Linked DNA regions of Homo sapiens: region 2 is linked to region 1. The links are chromatin contacts, found by Hi-C or POLR2A ChIA-PET in ENCODE. All regions are on one chromosome and are shown on one strand. The core of a region is the stretch at or near the end of the contact, and the rest is flanking DNA. Distances in the headings are between cores, read along the strand shown.

Region 1 (3,011 bases), core at 446-2,945:
CAACTCGGTATTGCAAATTAAAATGACCCTAAGTAGGAATGAAAGATTTTAAAAAGAAATTCGGTTTTGTTCAAAATAGGCAGTGTGCAACTGAGAAACAGGGGCTTTCTTTGAGCCAGTTAAACTGAGTGCAAGATAAACTAAATTCAGCTAAGATAAAAGCCCGAATAAAGTGGCTTTCACAGAAGACATTCAGAAAATATTGCTCTTTATAAATAATAATTATTCAACAGACATTTTACTAGCACTTTTCTGTTGTATAAAAGTTATACATGCAGAGTGTAGACACTTTGAAAACACAAAGTATAAGATGCAAACATGAAATCACCTATGAACCATGACATGCAGGTAGCATTGTCAACATTTTGAGCTGTTTCCTCTCAGCTTTGTTTCAATGCCTACATTTACAAAGTTGTTTTTTTTTTTTTTGAGATGGAGTTTCGCTCTTGTTGCCCAGGCTGGAGTGCAATGACACAATCTTGGCTCACTGCAACCTCCGCCTCTGGGGTTCAAGCAATTCTCCTGCCTCAGCTTCCCAAGCAGCTGGGATTACAGGTGCACGCCACCACACTCAGCTAATTTTTGTGATTTTAGTAGAGACGGTGTTTCACCATGTTAGCCAGGCTGGTCTTGAACTCCTGACCTTGTGATCTGCCCGCCCCGGCCTCCCAAAGTGCTGGGATTACAGGCATGAGCCACCACGCCCAGCCTACAAAGTTTTGTCTAAGTAGTTCCAAAGCATTTTAAAGGTAGAGATAATGGATTAAACTATAATGCTCATTTGAAAAGGAGATTTGCCTAACAGCATATTTTAAGATCTTTTTTTCTAATTAGAGAAATAAAGAAAACTTGTAAAACACAGAAAAGCATAAAAGAAGACAGCAAAAGTCACTTGGATTTCAACCAAAGAGCATTATGATGAATGTTTCAGTGTGTGCCTTCCAGTGTTTTTTTTCTATGTATGTATGTACATTTCTTATTTATTAAAAATACCAGTGTATCCTTTTGGCTGTTTGCTGTTTACAAAACACACATTTGCCCTAAAAATAAATATTCTTCTACAACATGATTTTTACTGACTACATAAATGATATTCCTTTATATAATGATGTATAATAATTTACCTAACCAATCTTCTATTGTAGGATTTGTAGGTTGTTGTAATTGTTCATATTATAAACAATGTCATGATTAACATACTTATGAATAATACCTGATTAGTTTCTTATAACAAATTTCTAAAGTAAAATTGTATTAAAGGAGATATATACACATACATGCATATATAATTTTTTGATAGATAAAACTAAATTGCCTCCAGAAAATTTATACTAATTTATACTTTCATTAGTTCAAGTTTTTGAAAACATGATTTAGAGGCAAATACAATTATCTCTGTTTTATCATTTGGGACAATTAAGGCAGAAACCAGTATCGTGGTGAGGGTTACACAGCAAGTCAATAGGAAAGATTACTTTGATAGAGATAAGAGATATCTTCTTACATGTACTTTACATATATTCTCATTTACAACAAACCTAAAAAGGAGTTATTTTTTAATCCCCATTTCCAGATAAGGAAAGGGGGCTCGAAAATCTCGAAGCCCTGACATTTCTATTCATTCATTATCCAGGCTGTCTCTATGACCACAGACAGCCTGACAATCCAGCTGCAATGTAGTCATAGAATCCTAGTGTGTAACTCATAGAATCCTAGTGTGTAACCCAGTACTACCAACACCAGATAAATCAATCCTTGCAGAAACAAATATTTAATTTTTAAATAAGCCAACAATCTGAACATTCACTGTTTTGATAAATGCAACCTAAAAGATCTCGTCCCCTGGATTTATTTTTCAGGTAAAAATAGCTCCATGGTTATGCCTTCTTAGGGGCTTGGTGGGAGGGAAGGGATGGGGTTGAAGAAGAGAAAAACAACTTCCTTGGAGGATTAGGCAAGGTGTAAGAGCATGTCTTCCAGGTCTAGATTGGCAGACCTCACGCTTTGACTCAGAAGTAGAGAATCTGCTTTGGTTTCCTGACTGGGTTGCCTTGTTTTTCAGCCACAGGGCAAGAAACATGCCACAGCAATGAAATAAAGGTGACATGTCATAATGAGGGAAAGGGAGTTATTCCACAGGCTGAGTCACCGCTCTCCTGCAGGTACAGAATGATACAGCCTACAGAAATTCAGAGCAGACTGTCAGACTGTGGGATTGAGTAACAAAGAGAAACAGGTCTACAGATGACCTAGCATACGCTTATTATTTTGAAATTTCTGAATTGTAAAAAATGAGAATGGTGAAGTCTTAGGTAGATCTAAGTTCATTCTTGCAACAAAAATCAGTTCCAAGTTTGCCTGGAAGTGAGGCATCTAATTCATAAAATAGTGGCTATAGTGACAGTTATATATTTGAGGGAAACTTATCTATAACTTCCAACTAACATACATCTTGGTGGAGTCTGAGTTCTACATTTTTCTGCTTTCTTCCTCATCAATTGTCATGGTTGACATTTGTTCTTTGAAAAGACTGAGTGCCAACCATGAGCTGGACAGCCCACTAGGCAAGTGCAATGACAAAAGAAACAAGCGTTAATCCTGTCTAGCCAGAGCACTAAGGAACCTGCTTATTCTGCGAATGCCTCAGCAAGGTCCTAAAGGAGAGCTTCCACTGCCTCCTAGGTGGGTGCCCCTGCTGGCAAGTTAATCATTCTAGGCCTCAGTTTCCTATTCTATAAAATGGGTGATAATAGTAACTATAAAGTAAGAAATAAAGAAGAGGTCACTGGACACTTGGCCTCTGGCAAGGATCTAGAAATGTCAGCAGCATAATCCTGCTTAACTCACCTCCACTACTGTTTTACCTGCTGCTCTCCAATGCTCACCTGCTCTAATTCACACTGTAGTAGGAAGTACTTTAGGTCAGGCATCAGGGGGCATTGCTTTAGTTCAGACTCCAGCATTTACTATGTACCTGTTGTATGATCTTAATACTAACAGCAATATAGTGA
Region 2 (3,286 bases), core at 8-2,507, 520 kb after region 1:
TGAACCCAGGAGGTGGAGGTTGCAGTGAGCCGAGATAGCACCACTGCACTCCAGCCTGGGTGACAGAGACAGACTCTGTGTCAAAAAAAAAAAAAAAAAAAAAACTCATGCCTGTAATCCCAGCACTTTGGGAGACTGAGGCAGGTGGATCACCTGAGATCAGGAATTCAAGACCAAACCCCTTCTCTACTAAAAATACAACAATTAGCTGGGCGTGATGATGCATGCCTGTAGTCCCAGCTACTCAGGAGGCTGAGGCAGGGGAATCACTTGAACCCAGGAGGCAGAGGTTCCAGTGAGCCAAGATCACGCCACTGCACTCCAGCCTGGGCAACAGAGCAAGACTCCATTTAAAAATAAAAATAAAAAAAGAGAGGGCCAGGCGCAGTGGCTCACGCCCAAAATCCCAGCACTTTGGGAGGCCGAGGCAGGTGGATCACCTGAGGTCAGGAATTTGAGACCAGCCTGGACAACATGGTGGAACTCCTTCTCTACTAAAAATACAACAAGGAGGCTGAGGCAGGAGAATCACTTGAACCCGGAAGGCGGAGGTTCCAGTGAGCTGAGATCATGCCACTGCACTCCAGCCTGGGCAACAGAGTGAGACTCCGTTTCAAAAATAAATAAATAAATAAAAAAGAGAGGGCCAAGCGCAGTGGCTCATGCCTGTAATCCCAGCACCTTGGGAGGCCAAGGCAGGTGGATCACCTGAGGTCAGGAATTCGAGACCAGCCTGGCCAACATGGTGAAACCCCTTCTCTACTAAAAATAAAAAAATTAGCTGGGCATGGTGATACGTGTCCGTAATCCCAGCTACTCAGGAGGCTGAGGCAGGAGAATGGCTTGAACTCGGGAGGCGGAGGTTGCAGTGAGCCGAGATCGTGCCACTGCACTCCAGCCTGGGTTACAGAGTGAGACTCTGTCCTCCTCCCCACCAGCCACCCCCACCCCCCACTGCAAAAAAAAAAGAAAGAGAGGCCAGGTGTGGTGGCTCATGCCTGTAATCCCAGCACTTTGGGAGATTGAGGTGAGAGGATCTGGCTTCAACCCAGAAGTTACCAGCCTGGGCAATCTAGTGAGACCCCATCCCTCCGAAAAAACTAAATATTAGCCGGGTGTAATGGCATGTACCAGTAGTAAACTCCTGGCAGGAGGACTGCTTAAGCCCAGGAGTTTAAGGTTGCAATGAGTTATGATGGCACTGCTGCACTCCAGCCTGGGTGACAGAGCTACAGAGAGAGAGAGAGACAGAACTGAGAACCAGAAGAGGCTAAAGCAAGTAGAAGAAGGCAAGCGTCCCTTCAGACCACGCCTCCACCCACCCTTGACCCTGCGAGAGGGATTTAGACACAGTGGCAGCTGGGAAGCCAAGAACAGAACACATTAAGCCTTGCAACCTAATGCCAAGATTCCGCCCGAGAGACCCCATTTCCTGCCCTCTCTGCACATTCCTTCCATTCCTCCCAAGCACCTTCTCCCACTGCTATTTTCTTCTTTCTTCTAGAAAACAAGTCATGTGGCCAGAAGGATGTCAGGCACTTCTGCTTTCTCTTTTAGATTCCCGGGTTCTTATAAGGTTTTCCTGGCCTTCTCTCTGCCTGCAAAGCCCCTGGCACCGCAGAGGCCCCCAAAACACACAGGATGATAAAGCTCTAGAGAGACAGGATGGAAGCCTGGGTGCATGAGTGCGGGAAAGAGGGCACAGGGGCTACTAAATCTTTGCCCAGATGGCGGGGCGGGGCTGGGGGAGCAGAGCAGCAGCAACAGGCTGTGAAGTGATTTTGTTCTGTTCAGTTAGGAAGGAGGTGGGTGGAAATGACAGTTTGGAGCCGATCAGAACAGAGGAAACTGTTTCAGGAGAAGCTGCCTCCCTTCTCCAGTTCTAACAGTGCCATCAAGCGGCTCGAGGAGCAGGCGCAGGGCAGTGCCTCCAGACAACCTGAGCTGACCCCTCAGCAGAGGAGCACGAGGCTGGGCAGAGGGGCAGCTCTCAGCACCCTGCCTGTGGCAAGGGCCAGTCTTCAGCCTCCCAGACAGATGGCCAAACACCTTTCCCTAGAACGATCTGCAAGGAGGTGGGTAAGGTATCTCCCCAGTTGTAGGAATAATGCACAAGCACCTTGATGGATACGGACAGTCAAGTTTATCAAGGTCCTGCGAGGCGCTTCACTGGAACACACTGGGACAAATGCCATCGTCCTGTAAAAGGCGCCAAAGCACATTTTCAACCTGAGACGTGGTCAGTCACCAGGGCAAGCCTGTCAATGCCATCAGGCCCTTGTTGATTGATGTTCAAAGGAGAGCAGAGGACAAAGAGGACAAAAGGGCGCTGGGCAAAACCAGCTGTGACCAGCACACCAGGGGGAAGGCTCATAGGATCCTCCAAGCTAAATTTATTGTTTCACCTACTTCACTCGCATTCCTTTTTGAATTCTGCAAATCAAAATCTATTCACCTAAGAAATACAAGGCTGGGCACGCTGGCTCACGCCTGTAATCCCAGCACTTTGAGAGGCCGAGGTGGGTGGATCATACAGTCAGGAATTCGAGACCAGCCTGGCCAATATGGTAAAACCCTGTCTCTACTAAAAATACAAAAATTAGCTGGGCTTGGTGGCGCATACCTGTAGTCCCAGCTATTCGGGAGGCTGAGGCAGGAGAATCACTTGAACCCAGGAGGCAGAGGTTGCAGTGAGCTGAGATCACGCCACTGCACTCCAGCCTGGGCGACAGAGCAAGACTCCATCTCAAATAAATAAATAAATAAATATAAAAATTAGCCAGGGTGGTGGTGCACACCTGTAATCCCAGCGACTGGGGAGACTGAGGCAGGAGAATGGCTTGAACTTGGGAGGTGGAGGCTGCAGTGAGCTGAGATCACGCCACTGCACTCCAGCCTGGGTGACAGAGCGAGACTCTGCCTCAAAATAAATAAAGAAGGAAACAAAAGACTTTCTCAGCAGTTGTGTGTCTGGATAACCGCAAATGAGGAGGAGGTGGACAAGGAGGAGGGAGAACATTCTACAAGGAGCCCAGGACCCTAGGGTGGGTCCAAGCGCTGACATTAAGTCACTGTGCACCTCTGAGGAGGTAGCCTCACTCTCTCAGCCTCATGTTTATCAGGTGTAAAAACAGAGGCTTAGAACGAGATCCATAGTTTTCTTTTTTTTTGAGACAGAGTCTCACTGTCTTCCAGGCTGGAGTGCAGTGGCGTAATCTCTCTCACTGCAACTTCTGCCTCCTGGGTTCAAGTGATTCTCCTGCCTCAGCCTCCCGAGTAGCTGGGA

What was found. A loop is a pair of places that touch in the nucleus more often than their neighbours do. ChIA-PET counts read pairs that join two places held with the same protein, here RNA polymerase II (POLR2A). Pooled maps may share reads with other maps.
Region 2: a map of MCF 10A shows a loop between it and region 1 (7-fold over the local background). The contact joins two enhancer-like sites. A Hi-C loop is called at or near these places in 2 of 168 maps with a recorded cell type or tissue (MCF 10A and endothelial cell of hepatic sinusoid) and 1 of 50 pooled maps. POLR2A ChIA-PET finds 5 or more read pairs at or near these places in 3 of 52 experiments (MCF 10A, PC-9 and naive thymus-derived CD4-positive, alpha-beta T cell).

Annotation. Positions count from the first base shown.
Region 1 is chr1:234,562,741-234,565,751 of GRCh38, forward strand. It overlaps LOC107985465 (a long non-coding RNA gene), which reads right to left. Exons shown (of 3, transcript XR_001737831.2): 3 at 1,853-3,011. Among named protein-coding and RNA genes, the nearest start is that of LINC01354, 32 kb to the left of the region's middle. Within about 2 kb of position 1,696, at least 10 of the 41 ENCODE cell types and tissues checked have a DNase peak (open chromatin) inside an H3K27ac peak, as active enhancers do; they include PC-9, where a contact is called at or near this core.
Region 2 is chr1:235,081,999-235,085,284 of GRCh38, forward strand. No RefSeq gene overlaps it. Among named protein-coding and RNA genes, the nearest start is that of LINC01348, 14 kb to the left of the region's middle. RefSeq lists an enhancer at 562-1,084. Within about 2 kb of position 1,258, at least 37 of the 41 ENCODE cell types and tissues checked have a DNase peak (open chromatin) inside an H3K27ac peak, as active enhancers do; they include PC-9, where a contact is called at or near this core.